7 separate regions of the Homo sapiens genome follow, and all the other regions are linked to region 2. The links are chromatin loops, found by intact Hi-C in ENCODE. Cell type or tissue: PC-3. All regions are shown on one strand. Region 1 overlaps PDE4D (phosphodiesterase 4D). Region 2 overlaps PDE4D (phosphodiesterase 4D). Region 3 overlaps PDE4D (phosphodiesterase 4D). Region 4 has its middle 150 kb from the start of PDE4D-AS1. Region 5 overlaps PDE4D (phosphodiesterase 4D). Region 6 overlaps PDE4D (phosphodiesterase 4D). Region 7 overlaps PDE4D (phosphodiesterase 4D).

Region 1 (4,000 bases), 280 kb before region 2:
AAAAATTTTTAGAAGGGAAACATTATTTTAACTGTGATTCATGAACTATATGATAGAATGAAAACAATGACATTTTATATCATCTGGGACATTACTAGATGTAAAATAATTAAGTTTATTGACCTCTAAACCAGCCCAATAGGGAAAAAGGGAGTAAAGGGGAGCATCTTCTAGGCAAATGATGTTCCCATACATAGACTTGCCAGAGCATTTGCAAGATTCCCTTTAGAATCGATGTTTGGTCTCTTGCCTATCCCTCCTCCCCAGGCAGTCACTTTCTCTGGATTTTTTTTCCCTCTTTCTTTAGCTTTTCCTTCTCAGTCCTGGCAATAGGCCTTCAACACCACACCATCACCACTCCACCAATTCTGGAGGGATATGATTTTCAAAGGAACAAAGTTTTTGGAGTTGAGTTCCAGCACTAACATATGTATGGACGAAGATAACAGTCTACAGCTTTCTGTTTTCCTCCCTATTGCTCTAGAAGAAAACGCTGCCAAGAAAAAGCTACTTCTAATTTTTTCATAGAAAAAAACTGCTACTAAAGTATTTTTTTAAGAATCATTCTTTTCTTCGGGAGAAGATATTTCCAACACTTGTTGTGATCAAGAGAAATTGCAGAATATTTTTAAAATTCTTAAAAATCAATCAGAAAAAAGAGTCTGGAAGAAATTTGAGGAAGGCTTAGAAATAATTTTTATAGAAAAAGAAACATGAATCACTAACAATATTTTTAAGGCTTAAATGTATTATCAGGGAAATTAAAATTAATTAAAAAATTAGTATCATGTTACCACTAGATTGACAAAAAATTTGTCTTTCAAAAAACACGAGAGCTTTTATAAACTACATGTGATCACATATTCTTTCTCCAATACTCCTTGAGAACTACTAGATTATAAACATACATACACATACATAGGCACACACATAGGCACACACACACACATACACAGTCATTTAAGGTTAAAATACGGTAAATATTTTCTAAGTCACTTAAAATTATTGCCTGTGGATTTTTCATGTAAAATATTAAACTCTTCCAATGTTTGAACTTAATGGTTATTGAGAAATACGAAAAACTATTAGCTTTCTTGATTTAATATAGTTAATATTGCTTATAAAGGAAAGAAAAAATGCTTGGCTACAAGGTCATCTCATTTTAAGATTACATTGATTAAACATGTAGTATAGACAGGGCATCTAACCCCCATTTCACTAGCCAGCACTGAAAACTTCTTTAACCTTGCATAAAATGCATGCATATTCTTTGAAAGTCTTTTTTTGTAAACGAAGTATTAGATTTTTAATGTAAATTATAAGAAATGTAATGTTTACTAATGCCGTCAAGAATGGCAGGTCAAATTCACCTGGTTTTTAAAGATCAAATGCCTACTTTTACAGTCACCTTTCAACCTTTGTTTTAGACTCTAGGATTCGTTTGTCACAGGTTTGCCTATTTGGGCCACAGCTTCCTTATATAGGGTACAGAGCAGCATTCAAAGGTAGTGTTTAAGTATATGGACTTGGGTGCTAGATCACTGTGCACTAACACCCAGCTCAGACACTTACTAGCTGTGTGACCTGGGGTAACTTAACAGAGCCTCATTGAGCTTTGGTTTCCTCACTAGTAAAATGAAGCTGAAAGGAGGATATATTTCATAGGGTTGTAGCAGTTACATGAGTTAAAATACCTGAGCTATTTAGAGCAGTGCCTGGTTCATAGCAGGTGATCTAGGAGTGTTATTGTTCTTCACGTTATTCACATTTAATAGCAAATCATACTGCAAAAAATGGTGTCAATGTAATGGTCATTACAGGCAATCTAAGTTGCTTTTGCTCTTGACAGTATTTTACACCTTTAAAGTTTCCAGTAAAAAAGATAATGCTAATACCATTTATAAAACAGAAGAACAAAGAATTCCTTGACAATTTAAATATCTAAATTTATTAGTTAAATCAATTAATTATTTGTTGTTGCTGACTTCCACTAAAATGTGCCTAATCGTTTTATGAATGTCTTCCTATTCCAGTCAGTATTTTTAGCAGGTTTAATTCTCAAGCATTCCAATTGGATGTGCTGGAATTTGGCTCCTATTAACTCATGGTTTTGTCCTAGTGATTAATTTATCCTACCAGATTGAATAAGTATATATGTATGTACTTGTGTGTTTGTGTGTGTGTGTGTGTGTGTGTGTGTGTATAAAATTTACACCAGTGGCAAAAATAGTGATTTCATTTTGCCAGTTTGCAAGGCAAAATGATGTTTGCTATTGTATTTCTTTTGCTAAAAAAAAAAATAAAGCACGCTCGAGTATTTTTACTGTCTGCACACTATTTAACCTCATGTCTTATTGTGTAGCTGAGTCATGATGAATACAACAAGCAAACATCCTTAATGTTCTGTTTTGTCAGTGCTGGGCTGTGCACTATGGTGGCTGCCCAGGAGGAGGGGGGCAGGACATGAGCACTCACATCAAGGATCTTATATCAATTTAGGAAGATAGAACTAAAACACCCAAAACAACAGTGAGCAATACCAAATGGTTTCAGTTCAACCCATGATAGTGTACAGGAGTCGAATAAACAACAGGAATGAAAGAGGGGAAGATGGCAATAGTCAGGGAATGTTTCATGGCTGAAGGGGTCACTTATCCCCAATTCAGGCATTCGACTACCAGCTTCATGATTCTGCCATATCCACATTTCTACATCATGATTTTTGTTGTTTCTGCATCCCCTATATACTATTATTAATTTTAAAAATTCTGTAATAGACTAGTTTTTTAAAAACTGAAATAAAATGTCTTCATTTAAAGAAGAAACTTTATATCACAACTATAAATGGAAAGTCAGTAACTCTTGCCATAAATGCAGCATAAACAGAACAACCTTATTAGTTTCTATCCAGATAATGTTGCCTTCGAAAGGCACTAGGCTACAGGCCGGTGTTATCTCTGTTTATAAGACAAAGCAGGTGTTAATAAGTGTTAGAGACTTAGTAAAGCCAACATGAGACTTTCTGCTGTCCTTCCTTCTTCCCTACCATCTTTCTTCCCTTCCTTTCTTCTTTCAACTTTCCTCTTTCTCTCTCTCCCTCCTTCCTCCTCTTCCCTTCTTCCTTCCATCCTTTAGCAAATATTCATTGAGCACCTATTATGTGACAGGTACCATTCTAGGCACAGAGGATACAACAGTGAAAAAACAGAAAAAAGCCCTTGCCCTTATAGAGCTTACATTCTTGTTGGATGAAAGCAGTCAATAAACAGATAACAAAGGATACAGTAGGTCATAGGTGCTATGAATAAAAATACAGCAGGGAACGTCAAGGTGGAAGAAAAAGCATGAATAGGAAAGGATTACTGCTAAAGTAACATATGAGCGATGATCTGAAGGGCAGGATGGAACCAGCCATCCAGATACTTAGAGGAAGAGAATTCCCAGCACTGGGAACAGGTAGTGCAAAGGCTGTGATGCAGAACATGCTTGGCACATTCAGGGAACACCAGTGAAGTCAGAGTGGAGAAGTGAGTGGGTGAGGCGGACAGTGGTTTGAGAAGATGTCAGATCCAGGTCACTTGAAAGGGGCGGTAGACATAGATCATGTAGAAGTTTAACAGACATAGCAAGAATTTGACTTTGACTCTAGATGGCATGCCATTGGATGGCTTTGAGCAGAGAGCAACACGATGTGAACTAATTACTGTTTTTGTAGAATAACTCTGCTATGAGATTAGACTGGATGGGCAAAAGCACCAGTCGGAAAACTGGTTAGGAGGGTATTTCCATTAATTTAAGAGAAAGATGAGAGAACAGTCATGTGGGAAGCACAGGAAGTAGTAAACAATATTGGATTTGTTGGGCAAAGTGTATCCACCACCCCCCAAATACACACACACACACACAAATCTCTATCTCAGCACTTATGTATTTATGGTTTATAAATGAGGCTGTTTATGGGCAGGACACGGTACCTCACACCTGTAATCCCAGCTTTTTT
Region 2 (4,000 bases):
TTTCTTCAAACCATCAGTAAAGTGTGGTACAATGCAGAAATCCCATGTGTGAACAAGTTTTGTTTTGTTGGGGCAGAGGGAAGGCTGGTGGTTGGGAAAACTAAGGAAGGGGCTCAGTTCTACCTTGAGCCTCTGTGGTATGGAAAAAAGAGATGATGACAGCTACTGTGAGAGAACTCCTAAACGCAACCAATTTGGCTGAAGCAGAGATGTGGGGCCTGGTGTGATCAAGGATTCATAAAAGCTTTGGAGAGAAAGCAGAACTTTTCACAATCTGTACGATGGGGATTGCAGCCAATTTTATTTAGCCCTCAGGAAATAGGGTGACCCCAGTTGACCCCCAGGGGAAAAAATTCCCTATCTCATAAACAATAAAAATCTTAACTAAAGTTTAATATGATAGCAACCAGAAACAAGGCTTCCTGTTGTCCTCAGACAACCGAAAGTTCATATTCACACACCCAAGTAACCACACCCCCAGCCCCTGCACTGTGCAAGTGAACAGTTTCATTGACAACTTTGGGGTCTGTTTTGATCTTGGAGATCTTGGAGTTAACTGCAGAGAATGACTGGAGTGGATTTTATGAAGAGGTATTTTATAAATGCTTATGTGTAATGATGAGGGAAATTGAAGAAAGTGAAACAAACAGTAAAACCACATGGGAAGAATTCCCGCAGAACATGAGAAACAGAACTTGACTTAATGAATAAAATAACAGATGGCATCTCATTTTTTATTGGGTGTGTAAAGAATGAGAACCTGAAATGCAGGTTTGGTTATTCAAGTGAATTAGTAAAGGAGATTTATGGTTTTGGAAGAATCAGCAGTCATGGGGGGGCAGGAAATGGTTATAAGTGACTTTTAGATTCTGTGCTTGGGTGACTAATGACAAACATAGCATAGTAAACCATCGGACCATATCATGCAAACAGGCTGTGTGAATTAATTTTGTTTTGCTTTGTCTTGCTGGGGAAATTAGAAGGCTTAAACAAAGCAGAGAGAAGACATCTATTGGATTGTCCAAAATACTGTAAAATTTTGGCAATGTGGTATCTATACCAGGCAACTACAACTTCTGTCTTATTTGGTTTAGATACCCAAGGAAGTACAGGGGTACTCTGAAATTTACTTCGAGATACAAATCTTCAATTATTCACAAGCTGGCAGCACAGGTCTTTAAGTCTATTGTCCTTGTACTTCCCTAGAACACATCATCTTGGCACCAGATCTGCTTTACCTCTCAGAAGTTTAGAGCAAAATTCTACGAAAGGCAGGACTTTTAACACTCCCTCACTGTGGGGTGTTTAAAAAGACTATTATGGGGAGAAAAATGAATTGCTGAATAAGTAGTATGTGGAAGAAAGGTCTGTGTTGAATGAAGGGAGGTCTAGTCATTAAAAAAGAAAAAGAAGGCTCAAGCCACAGAGTTTTTATCGTGTGCCTCAGCCACTGGGGAAACAGTTTCAGTGCAGTATTATATATGAAATGTTTCCTATTAGAATCAAAGTTCCCACAATGGAACATGTGCGACAATACTAACTAAACACTACCATCTAGTGGCCAGTTTTGAGAACTACAAAAGCTCGCAAAGTGCATTAAAAACACCGTGAAAGAAATGCAACAACCAATGAAAAGATGTTTAATTTTCCCTTAGTATCAGGGAAAATAATTGATCACACTATATAGTAAATGAAGATATGTGTATCAAGTGCTGCTATTCTCAATTACCCTTAAAACTTAGATGGGCTTGCAGGGAGTCTCAAGTGCATGTTTTGCTGTTTATAGCACCAGTGTAGAGATATTTCCACCAATGACAAATAGGCTGTAAAACATAAAATCCTTTAGAAAAGTGATAAAAATACAATCAGTATGAGGACTTTGCTTCCTCTTCCCCTCCCCACCCCTACCCCCCTACTATCCCTCACACCTAACACCTCTCACAAGTTGCTATTGTATAGCTGGCATAGCTGGAGGAGTAGAAAGAGTGAGCTCACAGTCAGCAAAGCTGTGTGGTGCCTTTGTTCCACACACTTCTGGCTGTTTGAGCCTAGGTTAGTCACTTAACCTTTCTAAGACTCACTTTCTAAAAATACGCAAATATGTAAATTGTTGCTCTTCCAGTCTCCCTGGGTTTAGGGGAAAATAGAATGTGTACAAAAATGCATTGTAAATGCAAATGTGCCATACAAAATTGCTATTAGTTTTAAAATCTCTAAGTGAGGATGATGAGGATGTGAATCTGATATTTGAAGGTGCTAAACATTTTTTTAATTTTTTTTCAAAAAGCCATTTTTCTTAATATTGTTGATTTCCTGAGACAAATATCTTTGATCTGGGTTGAATAATTGTGGGAATTCTCAAGTTTATCCTGCCCCTATACACGCAGCAAAAGAAAGCTAATTAACTTGTCCAAATTTTTACATTGAATCAAAGACGAGACTGAGAACAACTGTCATAGCTTGAGTGTTGAAGTTTATCAATCTAGGAATCCTATTGTGTTGTTAATGTTTCCCCAGTAGTTTCAGTAAGTAATGTAAACCCATGAATCTAAATTATAAAATGGCTACAGGTAAACCATGACACCAAATTTCACTTCATATTTCATTATTCTAAGATACAAGGGCAGAACCTAAAGAAAGGGTAAAATAAAATGGACTTACATTAGACTTACTGACACCATCATTATTTGAGAAAGAGCTATTTCCTAGGTATATTTTAGGAACTTATCTGGTGATATCTATCTATCTACTAACTTTAGGAGTGGGGTGGAATTAATTCTTTTTACAAGATTAGTGAAGTTAGAAACAACTAGTTTCTAATTGATTAAATGTAACCTATTTTCAAGTATCTTCATATGACTGAAATCAATCTGTTTTATTTTCCAAACCAGTGGAATAGACACAGAGTCATTACAACCAGAATGACATGGCATTGTTACAAATCTTAGTATTAAAGCAATACTTCTGTTTTTATGTATAATTATTTTATAATGGAAAATGTCCCTCAAAATCAGACGATTTGTTCCACAATGAATCATCTACTCCAAACAACTCTGTTCCAATAATTAATGACAAGAACAACAAACACTTACCCACCAGATCCTTATGGTAAAGCTAACTTCAGACAGGAAATGCAGAACTCAGCAGAGTTCATTATTTTTCATTTCTAGATCAGAACAAGTTTATCTAAGACTCCAAATAAAGTTCATGCTTTGTGCAACGTGCAAATGACAGTTCATTATATTTTCTTGTTTCACAGAGAAAAACTCAGAAGGAAAACATCTACAGGAGATACAAATAAAGAAGGGCTAGGTGTTTCTGAAAATAATCTTCCAGAAAAAAAAAGTGGCCCTCTTGAAACTCATCAGGAAAAAAAGTACTTAAGAAACTCTAAAACATTTTTATGTGTTAGAATCACCGGGGTAATTTTGGCAATCTCTATGCCCAGATCACAGCCCACATCAATTAGAAGAGAACCTCTGGGACATGAAGATCAGTTTTTTGTTTTGTTTTGTTTTTGTTTTCATTTTTTTTTTAAAGTTCTCTAGGTGATGCCAACACGCAGCCATATCCCACAAACACTTTAGTTAAGAAATACATACTTTGAAGCAGGAAAGTAATGCCCTTTTTGGGGAAAACAGTCATTATATGATCACAGATTATTTTTATAACTTCCATATTCTTTTTTTTTTTTTTTTTTTTGAGACAGAGTCTCACTCTGTTGCCCAGGCTGAAGTGCAGTGGCGTGATCTCAGCTCACTGCAACCTCTACCTCCCAGGTTCAAGCGATTCTCCTGCCTCAGCCTCCCAAATAGCTGGGATTACAGGTGCAAACCACCACGCTCAGCTAATTTTTGTATTTTTAGTAGAGAGGGGGTTTCACCATGTTAGCCAGGATGGTCTCGATCTCCTGACCTCATGATCTGCCTGCCTCGGCCTCCCAAAGTGTTGGGATCACAGGTGTGAGCCACTGTGCCCAGCCTCCATATTCTTACATGAG
Region 3 (4,000 bases), 54 kb before region 2:
GAATATACTTTAATATTCCTATATTGTAACCCACAACTTTTGATCACTTTACAAGGTCAAACTTTGTTATTGCTGAGCATCACAGTAATCCAATGACTATAACAAAAAGCTGATGACCTTAACTTTCCAGGTGGCCCTAGTATAAAGCCTGACTTTGATGTATCTAAACAAGCACAAATATAGAACTCATCATGAGGTCTATTAGAATCATAAAATCTTCTGAGAGGAAGCTATCTAGAGCCACCCTGCTTAAGAGATTTAAAAGCAGACAGATCAAAGCATGTGTCATTGAGAATCCTGCTGGTTGTCATGAGAGAAGGGGTAAAATTACAAACCCATTCAGTTGTATCCATTACTGTAATGACCTGAAATAGACTAGAATGATGAAAATGAAGGGTGAGTAGCATTGGGTCATAATAATAGTAATCACATATCATGTGACAGTAGTATTGAATTTTTCTTTTGTACAGCAAAGACAGTGTTGTATTTTTTTCCTGGATAGCTATGGTAACAAGCTTTATTTCTGAATGCCTGATTTCCTGTCTATAGACCCACACATCTGAGTAATATGCCTATCCCAAACATTCATTGTGATATCAAGGATGAGTCAAAAAACAAGATGGACATATGCCAAACAATTTTATGTGAAGGGTAAAATCTGTATTTCCATTGATTACCAAACTGAATTTTGCACAGGTAAAAAGCAATGGTGTCACATAATCCTGCATCTTATCAGCTTTCACATCTCATGCTTTCTTCAATGAATATGGTGTTCAGATTATATGGTTAGGGAAAGAAGAGGCTAAAAATGCCTACATATCTAGCATGCTGAAAGAAAAAGTCTAGAACAGAAAGGTTCTCTTTTCAGGATAAGCCAGTCTCTAGAAGTTAGAGCTTAGGACAATCTCCAGGGGAAAAATTCTCGGGTGATGCTAGTTATAATTCTATGCTCCATGGAGCCTTCAATTGACTGTGTATTTCTTAGAGTTCTCCCTTTAAAATATATTTCTCTTCAAATTGACGCTATGCCTCTTTTAAATGGGCCACCCTGTATATTCTGAATGAGCTTTTTCCAGTAAAGAACTGTGTTGATGTAAATCTACGTTGGCAAGAGCGTCATCAGAGTCAGCTGGGAGTGACAGGCATGTTCTAGCCAATTCTGGACAGTGTGTTGAAATATGCTTCCCAGGCTGCAAGAGCAAATGCACAAAAGCAAGCCCACGTCTTGACAGGGGTGACGTGCTGATCAGCAAAGCCCTGGCTCTGTGAGAACATAAAATACGCACCAGGAGCATTTCTTGAGGAGAAGCCAACCAATCAATCACAGCAAGAGCCACATAATCCTTACAGGTTAAAAGGTGCCAGAGCTTACCCTTTTCCTTAGGGCAAAAAAAAAGAAAGAAAGAAAAAAATGTTTGCACATGTTGCTTGCAGGGCGCACTCCTAAGACACAGAAGATCGTATTTCCTAATAACTGCCAGCCAGTACAACTAATATAAATATGCAAGCAGGCAGTAAGAACCAACAATTCAAACTCCAAAGAGAAAGCTATACATTTCATATTTGTTTTATTAACAATTATGATAATGAAAATATTCCTGTATAAATGTTAAAACCTGGCATCATCTTGTAAAAGTATTTCATGCCAACACATAAAACCTATTTATTTAAGAAAAGCAATATCATTGTGATAATTATGTGTATAAACTGTTGTGACAAATGCAATATATATATTTTTTCAAAAATATTTTTCAGTTCTTCAATATCTAGGCTGAACATCATATTCAAGAACAGGATTTTGTGTCCAAATCATGGAAAAAATGGCAATTTCATATTAGAAAATCTGTGCCAGGGCTATACATCTGCAAACTAGCAATTTCCCAATTGTTTTTCTGTATCTTCTGTCATCTGTCTCATTCTTGGAGCATACACACACGGCCAAGATGTGAGAATAATATGACTTTACCAGACAGGAATGTTGAAGTGAAGATGACTGGGCAGACCTGGCCAGTCTGGTACCCACCACCTCTCCCCTCAATTTCTATAAATGCAGTGAGGATGAATTACTGTTTCTGGAACTAATTAAATAGACCAAAGAAACCGGCCATCCCAGCAGAGGAGTTTGTGCTTGTCTGACTACATGGTCTTAAAACCAAGGTCCTTGTCTTGAATACACAACCGTCACCACACAAAGTCCAAGACTGCCAGGTCATTGCTCATCACCAGATGGCTCTGTAAATCCCCTACTTTGAAATCCCCAGCCTTCCCCAATTCCTGCAAACTCGCCAGCGTGACTCCTAGCGTTCAGTCTGTCATCAGCAAAATCTCCTTATGCTCCTGTATCTTCAGCATGTTCTCTGACTTTCCTGCACCATCTTGCTCTGACACTACTGGCTGCCCACCGAGAATACGGATTTACTTCAGCCCTCTGATGCAGTGGCTATTTTTCCTTCCACATGTTTGTACCTCTGCCCCTAGTGAAGTAGGAGTCTTTCTCATTCTTCTCTGCTGCTTCCAGACCATGATCTCTTCCTTGCCCTAAAATGTCTTTGTAACTCACATCATTAATCTGCTCCCCTCCTAATCCAGTTTTCTACTGACCTAAAGGTCTCTCCTCTCAGTCTTTAAACATTTTAGCCCTGTCTCTCTCCAGCGCAAACTCTTACATAACTCATAATTATCTTTTCCTCCCACGGTCTCCCAGTTTCTGGATCTCCCTTCAGATAATCTTACCTGAAACCTCCTTTCCTTACCATAAGCAAGGCCTTGCCATGACAGATAACGGTGCCCCATAACCACTGTTAAGCGTCTCTCCCTACCTTCTCTCTTTCTAGCTCATCCCCTCCAGTATTCTGACTCCAAAAATCTTCCAAACCCAATGAGTCCTCCAGTGCATTGACCTTAGAAGTTGTTCTGACCCTCACCAAACTTATGTCCCCTTTTCCTTAGTGAGCTTAGAGTAAATATGGCAGCATAATCACTTCTTTGCATATCCTTTTAAAACTCAGACTTCACTGAAATATCTCATCTCTGTTAAACCAACCTTTTTCAAACCGTGCTTGTTGTGGCCTAAGCAGTCAATGATAGTTGAGGAAAAACACAACCATGATGACTTTGAATTTGTAACTACTGGCCTGAGGTGGCTCCTTAGTGCCGTCTGGGAATTTCACATTTCTCTAGACAAAGCACTCTCTCCTCCCAGAGATGATGGATCATTTCTCACCTTCTCTCTCCTCAAACCTCCAACATCTGTTCTCTGTCTTTACATTGATGAGCTTATTATTTTATCACAAAATAGAAGGAATTAAGAGACACTTTTCATACACTCTGAAACCAGATCTATCAAGATACTGACCTCCTATACTCTCAGACTGTCCTACTCTTCTTTCTCATTTATTGTGAGGACTGAACAATCAGCACTCCCATTAAGGGCAACTCCTTGGCTTGTGCACTATCTGAACTTCTCCTTACCCCTATTCCCCCAAAGCCTCCTCAAGAATATTGCTCCTGCAATTGTCCCCAGTTTCTCATGATCAAATGTCCCCTTTCTGCTGCTTCTTTCTCAAAACCACACAAACATAATACAATTGACAACACACCCTTTGCCCATATCTCATTTTTCTTCCTATCCCCTCCAACTGACTTTACAACAAAACTCCAAGAGTTAACAATTGCCACCACTTCTTTTCCCATCATCTCTTGAATCCACTTGACTTAGTCCTTTTATAAGGAGGCCTTCACCTCCAGATACTCACAACTTTGAGTAGTCCTCTCTCACACTGTACCAGGGTTGGCACATGTGAGCAGAAGAATATGGCAGAGTAATAGTGTGTTGCTGCCAAGTCTGGGTCATAAAAGTCGTTGTGGCTTCTACTTTGCACTCTCTTGAATCACTGACTCCTGTGCCTGAGGTAGGAACACCCAGCCATCCCATTACTGGGTACATACCCAAAGGATTATAAATCATGCTGCTATAAAGACACATGCACATGTATGTTTA
Region 4 (4,000 bases), 910 kb before region 2:
CCAGTACTGTGTTGAACAGAAATGGTAAGAGTGGGCATCCGTGTCTTGTTCCTGATCTTAGAGGAAAAGCTTTCAACTTTTCACCGATGAGTATGACATTAGCTGTGGGCTTGACATATATAGCCTATATTGTGTTGCGAAACATTCCTTTTACACCTGATTCGTTGAGAGCAAATTTGATGTTAATACCTCTCATTCCTACAGGGAACATTGTTTTCTTTTTTTCCAGTCTCTAAGATTGATCTTACATAACTTGACTTAAAAAATAATATTAATAATAATAAACCTGTAAAAGTAGATCACTTGGAAATTAGAAAAATAGAGTTGCTATTTGGTCTGCAGGAGGTCCTGAATCCAAACATTCTTCTCCTCTCATTAGCCCTGGCCTTAGTCTGCTCGTTAGTGGTTTCCAGAGAAACTCTACTTCTGACTTCTTGCCCTCACATTATCTAAAGATTAACCATGAAGAGTTACACTGACAAGACTATTTCTGACCCTGGCCTTTTGCTGCTTTTCCGAGGAGGCTAAGTGTGACTCAAATTAAGAAAGGGGAGAAAAACCCTTCTAAATAATGTGTGACCTATGTTATTAAACACATTCTGTAGGTTTTCACTATACACAACTAATATATATGGCCATGTGCACATGAGTGTTTTAACCCAAGGGACTGCAGAATATATCCCAATTTACTTTTGTTCTGATGGACTGCTCAGAAACTGGATATTGGGGGATTTCATTTTCAATTTGATAATCCCTATTGTGGATTCCAAGCCAGTTCCAGTCATCCCATTTCACACAAAATCTAAGAAATAGGCTCAATTTATCCATAGCTTGAAAGTAGAGTATGTGGTACATTATTCCACGAGGGCAGTCATCAACACCTGCTAATCATTACTGTATGTTTTCATATATTTTCTCTCACAACCCACCAGCACCTAATATTCTAGCTGGTAGGAGGCTTAAAATTCATCTGGTTAAATTCCTCTCTTTTATATATACAAAGAAACTGGATTCAGAAATGTGAAGTGTTGCCCAGGTCAGGCAGCTGCTAAAAGGCAAACCCAGTTGCCAACATAATTCTTTTTTGGCTCCCAAATGAGTGTACTTTCAAACCTCAGGAATCTAACTCTCCAAATAACAAGGGGGAAAAAAAACAGCTTCAGGTCTTTATTTAATAGAGGTCTTTCAAAAATCCAGAGGTCCATTACATTTGCCTAAAAAAAATAGTTATCTGTAGGAGGAAATAAAAAAGAATGTGCTATTTACATTTTAGATAGGAGGAAACTGAAGAATAGAAAATACTTCTAAGATTTTTGTGATAGTAACAAAATCAAGCATAGAGCTTTGTCAAAAGAGCTCACTTTGTAAAGTGAACCATCTTTGGACAGTAAATGTGGTAACAAGTAAAATGGTGATTCAAAAAGAAATCAAAGTGCTAGTTGCGGAATTGGTTGAGCGCCCTCTGTTTCAGGCCAAGCGACTGAGGCAGTGATTTCGGCAGATCAGGGCTCTCTGCATGGCTGAGGAGGAGAGGACAGGGCCAGGAGCATGGGCCTGGAATACGGCTCTTCAGTCAGATCCTGCGCCATAACTCCCAATCTGTGTGATCTTGGCAATTTAGGGAGCTACATCTCCTCATTTGTAAAATGTGGAAACAATTATACCACTTCATGTGGTTATTATGAAACTTGGGATCTGGTATGCAATAAGTTTTCTCATTTTCATTATCAACAAAAGAGTCTAAGCACAGATCTATGAGTTCACACAGGGCCTGTCTTAGCAGTTACCTCTTTCGAAATTTGGTGGATGGGAAATGAAAAACGCGTGCTCAGAACAGCCACTAGAGGGAGCTCTCAGGTCACCCTGGCATGGTGGAGGCCGGGCGCCCCGGCAGCCCAGATACATACCCAGGCATTCCCACCTGGTACCAGCAAGCACAGGACCTTACAGGAAACCCAACACCCTAAGGCTGAGGCCCACGGATTTGCAGATCAGATCTCCTCCTTAAGCTGAGGTTTCTGTGGGAAGGCACTTTTCAAGTAGCCTGAAACTGCTGTTCTTCACTGTGTTCAGAACTCAGTTGTGGAGTGTCTCTGACAATAGACTGAGATACTTAAACAGGAAGGAGACTGTGTGTGTGTCCATCTACTCCCGATGATAGATAAATAGATAGATAGGTAGGTAGATAGGTAGATAGATAGATAGATGACAGATAGATAGATGACAGATAGATAGATAGATAGATAGATAGATAAACAGAAGATAGCAGAGTCACAGTTGCCCCTTTATAAATGTAACCACAACTGTGCATTTCTAAGTGGGGACAAAATGGAGGGAGCTGTGGGGACTGTGGACACTCTGGGAGCCTGACCCACTGTGTGTTCTTTTAGAATTGCAGGGCCTGGGGCTGGGGCAGGGAGGGCACTGCCAATCTCTAAGTGGCACAGCACCTACAGCCTGCCTGGGTTCATTTCAGGCAAAATGTGTGTGTTCTCTTTAGGGTGAGGCAAGAGCCAAGCGCCCCAGGCCAAGGATGGAGGATGTGCTTGCCCTCATCCCAAGCCCATGTCTCTGCCCCACTGCGCCAACATCACCCCCCACCGCCCTGCTCAGGCATAACCTTCATGGTCCCTCTCTTCTCCTTACCAAATCTAAAATGCTGAGAAAGAATCTGATTTCCTTGTTTACTCCTCAGGTTGATTTAGCACTTACATCTTAAAACCTAGCCGTAATTTTTGATTTACAGGCTTTGTTTTTGCTGACTCCTTTCAACTCTCACCTTCCAGCATCTTCAACTGTCACCCCAAGCCCAGAACAGTCATCATCATCAGACTGAAGTGTCTTACCCATTGCTTCTGTGAACTTCTAAGAGCAAAAGTATGGGGAGTTTCTTCACTGAAGACGCTCTCCCTGACTTCCTGTTCTCCTCACATCCTGTCACTAAGCTCCTGGCTTCATCGGGTCAGTTCTGACTTGCAGGGGTGAAGAGAGACTGGTAGAGGCAGAGGGAGGTCACATGCTGGCTCCCAGGTCAGGGTGCAAAGCAGTCTGCAGCCTCGGAGAGAGGCTGTCTGTTGTCATTTCTCTCTGTAAGGGTCCAGGCCTTGCCATGAGGGTGAAGGTCACCCCAAAAGTCCACTGCAGTTTTCCATCCTCTAATCTGAAGCCAGACCTTTGTTCTGGCCCCTTCAGCTCTGAAGCGGCTGAACCATTTCCCTGCTGGCCTCATGTCCAAGCTCTTTGACTTTTGGGTGCAAATGATGTCTGGACAGCTGCTGGCCTTAACTTGGCGGCTGGACCTCTGGGCTCTGCTCTCGGGAAGTCTGACTCACTTTGCTGGGGTTATGCCCTCCCTGTTTCTTTCCATCTCCTCTCCCCTTTTTTCCTTTTGGGCTCAGACACTGGGCGGCCCCCAGCCCCTCTTGCTCAACCTACAGACCTCTTCAACCTCTTTTTGCCTTAGAAAAATCAGTTTTGTAAAATCCATTAACGTCCTAACAAGAATTCCAAGTCACAAGCATTCCCATTAGGGTGCCCACCTCCCAGTCATTTCTCCCCTTCCCCACCTCCCTCTGTGGGGATTTGTAGTAGAAATGCGTAGAAGAAATGCTTGTGGAAGGAACTATCATCTTTCCCTGTGAAGTCCTGAAGATCTCCCCTTAATGTTTCGAAAATAGTGGAGCCTACAATTGCTCTTTGAGTTGGGGGCATTGTTGGCCATTTGCTTGTTTTTCAACTACAAGAGCCTTTTCCCTCCTTCAAAAACCAACCACACACACAAAAACCCACATGAGCCATCCTGTCTTGGATATGCATCCCTGGGGTTAGCCCAGTGCTGGTTTTTATGTGTCTGCAAAATTCCTCCATTACCCACCCTAAATTGTCACCTCATTTCTTGCCAGTCTGGATCTACACACTGAGACCAGGAGACCATAAAAAAAGAGAGAGAGAGAGAAAGGAAGAAAGAGAAAGAAAGAAACAGAGAGAGAAGAAAAGAAGG
Region 5 (4,000 bases), 76 kb before region 2:
CTTATAGGTGAAACCTATCATAAGAAACAATGTTATATGTTGAACATTTAAGCTCCTTGTATACCAGGACATTACTAGGAATTTCACTTGAATCTAACTGGGCTCAGTATACTCCTATATACCAAAAGCCTTTATTGTTGAAGGTGCATAGTAGGAATTCAGTATATATACATGGAATAAACGTGTTTGCCCTTTTTCTGTTGTTGAATGCTTTTGGAAATTCAAGGAATGAATGTGAATGCTTTCTGATTTTTTTACAATTGCTTCATTATTATATAGTCATGGTTCAGCCTTCTTTATAAACTAATAATCTTACTAAATGCTTTCAACACTGATCAGGATGTGACTCACCTCTGTGTCAAATACAGAAGGTACTGAAGTCACATCAAAACCAAAGCAATTTTCATCCCTCATATTCAGGTCTAGTGGAATAGAACAGGAAAAGAGAATCTGCATATACCTTCAATGTTCTTGGGTGACAGAATACCTTAAAAAAACAAGTATACAAGGCGTTTCCTAGGACAGTCAAATGATGAAATATGGGCTTCAATCTCCTGGGTCCTCTAGTTTTCTCATGACCAGTATGTGAATATAGGCAAATTACCTGAATAACTCAACATGTTTTCTTACCCATATAAGAAAAGGAGAGTAAATACCTCATAGAATGTGGTAAAACTAAATGAGACATTACATGCAAAGCATTTAACACAGAGCCTAGAACAGAGTAAATGCTCAAGAAATACGGACTATTGTTATATTTCTGGGATTTGGATAATTTTTACTAATGTGGATAAATACAGATGAGGCGATCCTACAATGAGAAAAACAGAAGTTGTGATGTGTGAGACTTTTCATTTACATACAAACGGATATGGAAAATGGATTATGGATGCAATGTCCCTGATAGGAATGGCAAGGGCCTATTTGGGCATTATACTTTATTCCTGAATCATAGAAGAAATCCTATCACCAAAATACCCATATGGGTTTTCACATTAAAAAATATTTAAACACTTTCTTTAGAGATGCATTCTGAGACCCACGTAAGGAGTTGTCCAAACTAATATTGAATGCATTTGACATGACAGCTGGGTTTGAAAAAGTGCTTTCAGCAAAAGCAGAAGCCACTGGTTAACTTTTCTCCTTGTAGTTAATTACATTAAACAATTTTATCCCAAAAAGGGAAAGAGAGATTAAAATCCAGGTTATGGAGCATTCATTGAGGTTTTCTTTTCTTTTCTTTTTCCTTCTCTCCTTCCCTCAGGTAGCAGAAAATCATGAGCTTAAAAAGAAGCTGACCTGGCAATGTTTCCCAGACTTCTTTTATTCTTGACTTGGAAAAAGGAAAAATTGAGGGATTGAGGGATGGTGATTTTACTTGGTCCTTCTAGGACCTATTTGAAGACTCTTCTAGAGTCAGGTGTTGGTTGAGGTTCACAGCTAATTAATCACTGGAAACCTGGAGAGAATAGCCTGAGGTATTACAATAACCTAGGTATGAAGGTTTCTACACCCCAAATGGCCAAATTGCTGGCTACTTCTGGGATTATCTGGACACCTGAATCCTAAAGAATATGAAGTCCCAGGATCACTTCCTCAAGATGTCAAATTACTCTGATAGAGAAAGATAATTTTTATCTTATTTATTTTTTCCTTTCCAACCTTTATTTTAGGTTTAGAGGGAACATAAGCAGCTTTATTACATGACTAAGTTGCATTTTGTAGGGGTGTACAGATCATTTTGTCACCCAGGTAATGGGCATAGCACATGATAGGTAGTTTTTTGAGAAAGATGATTTTCAAGCAAGACTGGAAACAGAACAGGTAGCAGTTAGAAAATACATGTTTTTGTTTATTTATACTTAATTATGCATAAATAAAAGTGTAAATTATGAAGTCACGATGCCAGTAAATGCTTTTATTGGCTTGTCCACAGATGTCCTCCCTTCTCTAACCCCCTTTCTCCCAAAGTGGGTGTGAGTGCACCACCAGGTGGTGACATAATGAAATGACACATAGGGCATATAATGTCAGGCTGAGGAGAATTTTGGAGGTTCCAAGGATTGCTGGAAATAACTGCACAAACATGGCTCTATTACTAGAGCTTTTGTGTACTTGAGGTTTTATTTTTGTTTTTGCTGAAGCCCAATACAAATATATAACAACATTAAATTGCCATTTATGACTAGAATTTTAAAACCTAAGTCAAACATACTTTCATTGAACCTGGCTCTGCTTTTCATTTATTTTGTCACACAGGGCAAGTTATGTAATATTTTTGAACCTCACTTCTTCATCCATAAAATTCAGGATAATAATGGCTGCCATGAAATAGTTTAATTGGACCTTAAGACTGACTATCTCTCCAAGATTCTTTCCTCTTCTCCCTCCATTCCCCACCATCTCCATTGTCTACTTTGTTCCTTGGCTTTACCTTTCCTTCTGGTTTGCCCGGGGGGGATAAATACCCACTTGTACATCACCTCCTCAGGCAGCGCTGCTCAGCCCATACCTCCGTGCTCATGCCAGGACTCATATAGCCTTTAGCCTTTGCATTCTCCACACTGTTTAGTGTCACTTGTTTCCCTGAGTTTTGCTCACTGCTGGGCCTGTAGCACTGGGTCCATATTTCTATGCATCTTATTAACCTAGGCATTACACCCAAGATATAAACACATTGTAGATATTCAGTGACTTTTTGTTGAATATTTTTAAAGTATAACAAAAAGCCTTTGAAATACCAAGCAAAAAAGAGTACGTAAAAGAGCAAGAGGACTTTCTGAAGGAGTATATTCATTGCCCAAAAAAGGAGATCTATCCCTTGAGAGAGAACTGTAAATCTCTTCTACTCAGCTTGCAAATACAACTATTAAGATCAATGGAATGCACTGCATATAAAGTTGATTTATAGCCCTGGTTCTTTGTAAATGTTAATAGTAAACCTAATTTGAAATGTTATTTAAAAAGAAGCTACCATTTCAGTCTAAAGCATTTACTTTAAATCATTAAAAATTACTTTGTGTTCCTTCTCATTGGGATCTCTTGGACTTAGGAAACAATTTGAAATCCTAAGGGCTTTATTTAATTAAACAAACTCCATAAACATTAAAGTTAGTTGTTTTTTTTCATATAAATAACAGATAAGGTCCCTAAAAGATTGATTGGAATAAAGAAGACATTGATTTGAATCAGTCTCTAAACAATTATGTGACTTTGGCCAAATTAGTAAACTTCTGAGTCTCAATTTCCCCATGAAATGGTTAAGACCACCCTAAGGACTGCTATGAGGGTTGAATTATTAATGCCCACACCACTGTGTCTGGCACTGAGAAGGGTTAGCTCTCTTCTTTCATTTCATCCACACCTACTCTTCAACATATACATTTCTCTAAAGTCAATGTGTTTAATTTTTTTTAAGTTCAATGCTAACAAATATTAAATGCTTCTTTTCCCAACACTATAATTTTAACAAATGAGTTTCAGGCATATTTAAAAATGAGTTTCAGGCATTAGATCATGTGAACATAACTAATTATGTGAAACATTTTTGTCCAACTTCTACATAAATCATAGCTTCAAATTATATGGTCATAAGCCTACAAGATACTCATTGCTATGCACTGAATTATGTCCCCTTCAAAATTCACTTGTGGAAGCCCTAACCCTTTATGTAATAGTATTCGGAGATGGGTCTTTTGGGAGGTGATGAGATCATGAGGGTGGGGCCTGCAATGATGGGATTGGTGCTCTTATAAGAAAAGACACCAGAGAGCTTGCTCTTTCTCCACCATGTCAGAAGGCACTGACTGCAAGCCAGGAAGAGGGCCCCCAATAGAACCTAAACATGCTGGCACCCTAATTTCAGAACTTTCAGCCTCCAGAATTGTGAGAAAATTAATCTGTTGTTGTGTAAGTTATCCAGATTATAGTATTTTGTTGTAGCAGCTGGAGCTGACTAAAACCCTCATGTGCCAACGTAATATCGTTTTAGTTATAAATT
Region 6 (4,000 bases), 140 kb before region 2:
AGATTTGCAACAAATGCCTAATGGGAGAATTTGCTTAGAATGAATCACTTGGGTGGGTGAACAAACTTACTGGTTCTGCATCAGCAAACATAGAGTAAATAGTGTCTTAATTTTCTTTCCAAAGACCAGAAGAATTTTGAAAAGAAAAATAAAACCCTAAAATATTGTTATGTCACACAAGAAGTGGAAGTAAACAGGCAGAAAAAACTTCTAAAGCTAAGCACTTAGGAACTGAGTGTTAGTAAAGAGAAACAACCAACTGCATTTTGGTTTCCTCTGTAAGCTAGCTGAGTGGAGAAAACTGTGAAGAAAATGAAAATCACAACTGATAAGTGCTTTTCTTCTCAAGGTGTGGCCTCCAGGCCTTTCCGATAATTATGTCATAAGAAGAGATTAGGAGTCTTCGTAGGTAAGAAGTCTTAAGGACAGTCTATTCAAAAATGTTTTTCATTTGGTACTCTGTTACAGCTATCTCCTTTCTCTGACAGTGTCCAGCTACAGTAACATCTATATCAAACTGCCTAAAGAATTTTAGCAATATTTTGATAACTCATCTATCATAATGTTCCCTTGCCCAGCCATCAAAGGGCAATCCTTCTGCTACAGTGTGCACGAAATGGTCTGAACCACACCACACATCCTTGAGCTCTGAATGCATCAAGATACCAGCAGTTAGAAGATTCCTATTCTCTGACAACTCTCTCATAACAAACTTGATTTATTAAAAAATAAATATTGAAGTAGGCCGGGCATGGTAGCTCATGCCTGCAATCTTACCACTTGGGGAGGCCGAGATGGGTGGATTGCTTGAACTCAGGAGTTTGAGACTCACCTGGGCAACATGGCGAGGCCCCATCTCTACTGAAAATGCAAAAATTAGTCAAGTGTGGTGGCATACACCTGTAGACTCAGCTACTCACGAGGCTAAGGTACAAGAATCACTTGAACCCAGAAGGCAGAGGCTGGCTGCATTGAGTCAAGATAATAGCACTGCACTCCAGCCTGGGCAACAGAGTCTCACTCTGTCGCCAAAATAAATAAATAAATAAATAAATAAATATTGAATTAGTAACTTTTGCATTTCATCCCTTGGTAATACATATTTCTTCTGAAGGTAATAGTATTTTATTCTAATGAACTCTTTCTGCCCCATGTTTAGTAAGCAGAGCTCATTTGTAACCATTTGGGCTTCAGACAAAAAGCTTTTCTAAGTTTTGTTTTTATGAAACCAATATTTAAAACCACTTCCTTTTATTTATTTTTTCTCTCTCAAAAACAAATGTCCATGAGGCTTCATTATTTTTTTCCTCCCTTTTCTAATTTCTTCTTTTTGAAAGTAATTTATTTTCTAAAATTGAAGAGCCACCTGACTACAGTTACTTTAGGGTAACTGAATGTGGTTGTGCTTTTGCCTTTTAAAGAGTTAGTTCTGACTACATTCATATAAGGCTTTGTTTTCAAGGATGTCTGGAATTCAAACCCCTGGGACTGAGAATATCACCCAGGAAAAAAAGATGCCAAATTGAACTAAAAGGCTACTTTACAATTTTGACCTGTGGATTTTATTTAATGAGGGACAATCAACAAGGCTAAGTAAAATAGTTCCTGGAATATGTCTGACAGTCATATGAATAGGATAAAAGCTGCTGAAACAGTGCTCAAAGCAAGTTATCACCAATTCTGAATTCTGAATATTGCACCTAAATTCACAACGATAATAGCTATTTTTAAAAATACCACTCATTATGTCTTCAAACTCTAATCTACCACTCTTAGATCATAATGCCAAGAGTAACCCCTACTGGCCAGTCTATTTTATGGCTAATGCTGAAAGGATACAGGAGAAAGGGTGGTTTTACTGATATATTTATAATCCCAGGAGCAGTTTGCCAGCACTGCATTTTCATGATAATATTATATATATATATATATATATATTTTGTCATCTAGCTCCTCCAGTGATACTCCTGAAGATTTAACATACTTTACTTTTACAAAGTTTTAATAACTATAAACATGTTGAACATTTTAAATTTCTGGCAATATAAATAATATTTCTAAATCAACAGATAAAAGGAATTCTGCTCACTTTAAATAGCTTTTCCTTAGTATTACTTTCTGAAGAGGGCAAATTATCAAATGATGTTTAAAAACTCCATTACCTGCTCCAAGTTAAGGGGCGAGACAGGGCACAGAATGAATACAGTGGGGGTGTGTCATTAGGATGCTAATTTACACAACAAAAATTAATGACAGATAAAGTCAGCAGCATGTTGACATGTCCAGCCCACATGCCCTACATTTTGTCTACTTACAAAGTGACATATGACTCTAGATGTTTGCATAAGCAACATGGAGATTCCCTTCATTATTGCATGTTTAGGTTGCTAGTAATTGAGTCATACTCCTGAGCTAAATTAGGTAAATAAACTTGTGTATAAGGAAGTTACCATGCAATCCTATTAATTTTCCATATCAAGATATCCAGGAATAAAGCAGAACTTAGACAGATTCTAGAAAAAATCACACATAGGGCAACATTCTCACTTCTTCCTGGCCCACTGCATCTCTTGCATTCTTTATGGGTTTGTAAAAATCAGGTTAAAATAAACTAAGTGTAGTTCATTTCACACAGGAAAGAAAGTATAAATGAGCATTGTAGGCCAGGATAAAGCTGTGGCTGGGGATAGGCATTCTGTCCTGTTTGCCTGGGGTGCTAATTTTATGAACATTATATGCTATTATAGACTATATTATTGTTCTCAACAATTCACTCTTTTGCCACTTGAATGTTCAGGCGTTCTGGGAGGGGGGATATATTGCTGAGACCCATTGTCTGGTTAGCCACAAACTTGCTTGGGCTAATGGAATGTGAGTGGAGATGACAGTCTGTCATTTTAGATCAAAGGCTTTAAGAAGCATTACGTGCTTCCCCCAGCCTCTTGCTCTTTACCCTGGGCCACAGTTCCGTTGTCAGAGTTCCAACCAGCTGTACTCTGGGCAAGGTTGAGCCATTTCCTCTACTTTCTTCTAATGGATGGAATGGTCTAACCCATTGAATTGACAGGAAAACAAGAAAATACTTTGGCTGGAAAGAAACTCTTACAAGAGCTCAGGCTAAACCCTAAGGAATTCAGACTTCTCTTTGAAAATCTTATTTGTCAATGGTCACAATTCAGGAGAAAGGACAAGGTATACTGCAACACCTGGGCCTCATTTTTGCTGACAATGGAGCAGATGGAGTGATTATCTGTAACCTTATTTGCACTGACCCTGAATATCTGTTGTTTGTCAAAACCATTTGAATCCTTTTAGTTTCAGTTTCCCACACGTATAATCTTATTACTCATAAAGTTTACTCTAAAGCAAGGTTTAAAATGAAATCTCATGAGAATTAAACATCATTTGTACACTTAGATTGCCATTCTTAAAAAAGTTACATAAATTCAGCAGAAAGAAAGCACTATTTTAAGAAAACCACCTTATCCTCTCCTTTTAATTGCTTCTAAGAAACTGGGCAAACCACCCTCAATGAAAATAATTTGAATAATAACATATCCGTTCTCTTATATTTTAATTTTATAATATTCCATATGTGAAACAATGGGGTAAATATTGAAGATGAGAGTGGGTGAGAGTCCTAGATTCCAGAAAGATAACTTTTACTTCTGCTATTTATTATTAATTTTCTTCCTTTCAAAATAGAGTTTTGTAAATTGCAGCTATTTCTAATTCTACTCAAACCTTTGACAAAGAAGGAGATGTATACACAAACACATTAAAGAAAAAAATAAATGGTTACATTTTAAGTTGGAAAATATTATTCCACTTTAAATATATCCTAAGTTTAAAGAAAGTATTTATTGTGAGCCAAGGCTTCACATTAAATTTTGCAATTTGTCTCCTTAATACTTCTAGAACAAAAGTTAATTATTTCTTAACCACTTACATAGGAAATAAGATTTAGAAATTACTCAACTCACTTATTTCTGCTGATATT
Region 7 (4,000 bases), 410 kb before region 2:
ATCTTTTTTTGTGGCAAGATCACTAAAAATCTACTCTTTTAGCTATTTTCAAGTATGCAATGTATTGTTGTTAACTATAGTCACCCTGAGGTACAATAGATCTCTGGAACTTATTCCTCCTGTTTAACTGAAATTTTGTGTCCTTTGACTAACATTGCCCCAGTCTTCAGCCCCCACCCATCAGCCCTGGTTAACAACCATTTTATTCTGTTTCTATGAGTTTGACATTTTTAGCTTTCACATTTAAATGAGATCATGTGGTGGTTGTCATTCTGTGCCTGACTTATTTCACTTAACATAACGTCATCCAGATTCATCCATGTGATCCCAAATGACAGGATTTCCAAAATATATAAGGAACTCAAAAAGGTCAATAGTATGAAAACAAATAACTTGATTAAAAAACAAGAAAAGGATCTAAACAGATGTTTCTCAAAAGAAGCCATACCAATGGCCAACAGGTATATGAAAAAAATGTTCAACATCACTTAATAATCAAGGAAATGCAAACTAAAACCACAATGAGATATCAACTCATACCTGTTAGTACAAAAAAGATGAAAGATGGCAAGGATGTGGAGAAAAGGGAAGATGTTTACACTGTTGGTGGGAATGTATATTCACATAGCCATTATGGAAAACAGCATCGAGGTTCTTTAAAAGCTAAAAATAGTACTACCATATTATCCAGCAGTTTCACTACTAGGTATATATCCAAAGGAAGTGAAATCAGTGTGTCAAAAAGATATTTGCACTCCCATGTTCATTATAGCATTATTTACAATAGCAAAGATACAGAATCAACCTAAGTGTTCATCAACAATGAATGGATAAAGAAAATGTGGTACACACACACACACACACACACTCACACACTAGAATTCTACCCAGCCCTGAAAAAGAAGGAAATCCATAATAACATCTTTTATTTTGGATAGAATGGACATCAAGGGTATTTGTGACAGATATACCATGAATGACATGAACCTAATATTAAATATTTATTTTTGTTGATGTAAGGAACATTAATAGCCTAGAAACTATAAGTTTTAAGATTTAGCTTAGGAACTCAAACGATGTAGCAAATATATTTCATCATGATTTGATCTATCTATATCAATCTTATAAAATTGTGTGAGCATGAGGTTTTGGGGATGAAGAGATAATGGAATCAAATTTTAGCTTTTACCCCCAAACCTTCTAGACTTTAATTGTATATTATGTAAAATGTAAGTATTTAAAATATGAAGTTCATGAATGGGTTCATGAGTCAACCGCAGGGGAGTTGGTGAAGCCCCTGAAACTATATGAAAAATTGTGTGTACATTTACATTTTTCAAGAGAGATTTGATCTAGTCAAATTTTCAAAGCACCCTGAGATACCCAAAAAGTGATAGACCCCTTAAAGAGATAATCTCTAAGAATTCTGTCTCCTTTTTCATTAACAGTTTTATAAGCTTTCTTATGAAAAGTATGTCATGTTTATGATATTTAGTAATTTCTTTGCTGAGCCTTCATTTTTAGCTATTCAAGAAATTTAAAAGTAAATTGTAAATATTACAATTAGTTTCTAAGGATTGTTTAAAATATCATTAATTATATAAAATTTTAATATATATTTTCAGTTCTTCAGCTAGGACAGACAGAGCCTCTTTAAAAGATTTTATTTGATGCTGGGAAGGGTGCTGGGAAAAGAGAACTCCTATACACTGACGATGGGAATGTATATTAGTACAGCCATAATAGAAAACAGTATGGAAGTTTCTCAAAAAACTAAAAATAAAACTATCATATGATCCAGCAATCCCACCACTAGGAATTTATTCAAAGGAAAGGAAATCAGTATATTAAAAGTACACCTGCACCCCCATGTTTATTGCAGCACTATTCACAATAGCCAAGATATGGAATCAACCTAAGTGTCCTTGATGGAACTGGAGGTCATTACAATAAGTGAAATGAGCCAGGCACAGAAAGACAGATATGGCATGTTGTCACTCATATGTGGGAGCTAAAACAGTGGATCTCTTGGAGGTAGAGAGTAGAATGATGGTTACCAGAGGCTGGGAAGAGAGAGGTGGGATGAAAAGAGGTTAGTTAATGGGTACAAGCATATAGTTAGATAGAAGAAATAAGTTCTAGTGTTCGATAACACAGAAAGGTGACTATAGCTAACAATAATTTATTGTATATTTCAAAATATCTGGAAGAGCTGAAGTGTTCCCAACACAAAAAATAATAATCGTTTGAGGTGATGGTTATCTTAAATACCCTGATTTGATCATCACACATTGTATGCATGAATCAAAATATCACATGTACCTCCTAAATATGTATAATTATTATGCATCAATACAAATATTTACAGTAAAAAGGAGATTTGAATTGTAAGAAAAAAAGAGAAGAAATTCTATTTTTGCAACTTATAATAGTTATTATTTGTGTGAGATACTCACTTGCCCACAAGATGGCGCTCTCTAATTTTGGATATACTATTTTCCCAAACCAATTTCTCAAGAAGTTATTTCTAAAGTGTTCTCTTCCCTGAAAAATAATATTTACAATAAATTATTCTTCACTACTGTTTGATTTTCATGCTTGAACATCTAACAATGCATGACAAAGTATATGTTAATGTTTTTGTGTGAGTGGATTGATGAATGGATGTTTCAGACATTCACAGAATGTTTACTAAATTTCTGCTGCATAAACAGCTTTGCACAGTGGATTTATAAACAAAGAAACAAAAGGTGTTAAAGTATAAAGAGCAAATCAGGGTTACTATTTTTCAAGTTAATATTTTTATATCCAAGAGTTTCATATTTAAATGAAAAATGATTGTTATAGACATGTAAATGTACAGCAAAGAGAAGACATCGGTTCAGTTAGGTAAAAGACCTTATAAGTTGTTGTGACTTATGAAGAACTTTAAGGTTTGTATGAGAAGGAGGTAAGGGGAAGATATTTAAGAGGCGGCAAATAACATAAGAAATAGCTTGAAATTATGTAGTCATGCCATCCCAAAATAAAATGGCCTCCCATTAGATAAGGCTAGATGAGTTACAGAGGGTGGTAAAAGTCACTCCAAGAGGAAGAAAAGGTAACTAATATTTACTGAGAACATAATATAACTCATACTGTTATTTAATGATCTTTCCCCACCCTTGAAAATACGTGGATGTGCCTCTTATTAGAGTGTTAGAATTATGGTGCTATATTTGGATATTTTGAGTAGGTTGCACTTCCCTAAATGTTGTACTAAATCCCAGTATACAGTCACCAGAGGAATAGAGATTTCCCAGAGAGGAAATCAGAGTTAAGGAGGTGAGCCTTAAGTAAGCATAGGAGGAGACTAAACTTCTCTGTCTTGATTCTCAATCTCTTGAGTAATGACTATGTCTTGTGGAGCCCTCTCTTGTGGGAAAGTTAAAGATGGCCTCTGCTGTCCAGTGTGAAGAGGGAGTCAGAAGAAGAGTTTCTCCTAGGGGACTTCATTTGAATAAGATATCTCCTATGATAGAACAAATTATCTAGTTTCATGTTACTTTGATTCTACATAGTTTGTCAGTAAAGTGTTGCTTTAAAATTCCTGCTTTGTCTCAGCTGTTAAACAAAGAAAAGGATTTTTTTAAAACCCACATTTAGATCAAATTGACTTAAAAAGAGTACCTGTCTGTCCAAAGGATGATGGTAGTGAGAACAACAATGAGAAAGACCCTGAAAAAAAGAATTCTGCTTCTCACTGATCTCTCTTTCTTCCCTTATTCCCCTAAAGTCATCTCCAAATTAGGAGTCAGAGGGATCTTGTTAACATCTGTTTAAAGGTCTTTGTTTAATAAGGCAAAGCCACTAGTAAGATGAATAGAGCTCTGAGTCCCCTTCTGTTTCATCTCCAACTTTTTCCCTTATTCTCCACTTTGCTACTTCACTCCAGCCACCAGGACCTTCTTACTGTCCCTCCATGATGGCAGGAGGACTTTTTGTACCTCCTTCATGTTTG

The links. Hi-C counts contacts between places; a loop is a spot of excess contacts. Peaks named below come from ENCODE experiments on the same cell type or tissue, not always from the same donor. Only the 100,000 strongest peaks of a DNase experiment are listed, where the experiment ranks them.
Region 1: a loop joins it to region 2, with 6 times the contacts of the local background. A loop is called at or near these places in 58 of 110 quality-filtered maps.
Region 3: a loop joins it to region 2, with 7 times the contacts of the local background. A loop is called at or near these places in 7 of 110 quality-filtered maps.
Region 4: a loop joins it to region 2, with 9 times the contacts of the local background. A loop is called at or near these places in 25 of 110 quality-filtered maps.
Region 5: a loop joins it to region 2, with 12 times the contacts of the local background. A loop is called at or near these places in 12 of 110 quality-filtered maps.
Region 6: it touches region 2 in a loop (7-fold over the local background); 7 of 110 quality-filtered maps call a loop at or near these places.
Region 7: it touches region 2 in a loop (12-fold over the local background); 86 of 110 quality-filtered maps call a loop at or near these places.

Annotation. Positions count from the first base shown.
Region 1 is chr5:59,516,021-59,520,020 of GRCh38, forward strand. The region is part of intron 1 of PDE4D (phosphodiesterase 4D); the gene reads right to left. Among named protein-coding and RNA genes, the nearest start is that of MIR582, 190 kb to the right of the region's middle. In PC-3, no CTCF peak of the experiment used is centred here; DNase peaks (open chromatin) are centred at 2,111 and 2,411; H3K4me3 peaks cover 369 bases; H3K27ac peaks cover 2,535 bases.
Region 2 is chr5:59,798,715-59,802,714 of GRCh38, forward strand. The region is part of intron 1 of PDE4D (phosphodiesterase 4D); the gene reads right to left. Among named protein-coding and RNA genes, the nearest start is that of PDE4D, 93 kb to the right of the region's middle. RefSeq lists an enhancer at 1,764-2,294. In PC-3, a CTCF peak has its summit at 1,568 (motif pointing left); a DNase peak (open chromatin) is centred at 797; H3K4me3 peaks cover 1,350 bases; H3K27ac peaks cover 1,633 bases.
Region 3 is chr5:59,744,361-59,748,360 of GRCh38, forward strand. The region is part of intron 1 of PDE4D (phosphodiesterase 4D); the gene reads right to left. Among named protein-coding and RNA genes, the nearest start is that of MIR582, 43 kb to the left of the region's middle. In PC-3, a CTCF peak has its summit at 2,309; DNase peaks (open chromatin) are centred at 421, 1,251 and 2,131; H3K4me3 peaks cover 1,144 bases; H3K27ac peaks cover 3,553 bases.
Region 4 is chr5:58,884,976-58,888,975 of GRCh38, forward strand. No RefSeq gene overlaps it. Among named protein-coding and RNA genes, the nearest start is that of PDE4D-AS1, 150 kb to the right of the region's middle. In PC-3, CTCF peaks have their summits at 1,836 (motif pointing right) and 2,037; no DNase peak of the experiment used is centred here.
Region 5 is chr5:59,722,708-59,726,707 of GRCh38, forward strand. All of the region lies in intron 1 of PDE4D (phosphodiesterase 4D), which reads right to left. Among named protein-coding and RNA genes, the nearest start is that of MIR582, 21 kb to the left of the region's middle. In PC-3, CTCF peaks have their summits at 1,975 (motif pointing right) and 2,105; a DNase peak (open chromatin) is centred at 364; H3K27ac peaks cover 1,305 bases.
Region 6 is chr5:59,659,160-59,663,159 of GRCh38, forward strand. The region is part of intron 1 of PDE4D (phosphodiesterase 4D); the gene reads right to left. Among named protein-coding and RNA genes, the nearest start is that of MIR582, 43 kb to the right of the region's middle. In PC-3, a CTCF peak has its summit at 1,769 (motif pointing left); no DNase peak of the experiment used is centred here; H3K27ac peaks cover 2,042 bases.
Region 7 is chr5:59,387,781-59,391,780 of GRCh38, forward strand. The region is part of intron 1 of PDE4D (phosphodiesterase 4D); the gene reads right to left. Among named protein-coding and RNA genes, the nearest start is that of MIR582, 310 kb to the right of the region's middle. In PC-3, a CTCF peak has its summit at 2,463 (motif pointing right); no DNase peak of the experiment used is centred here.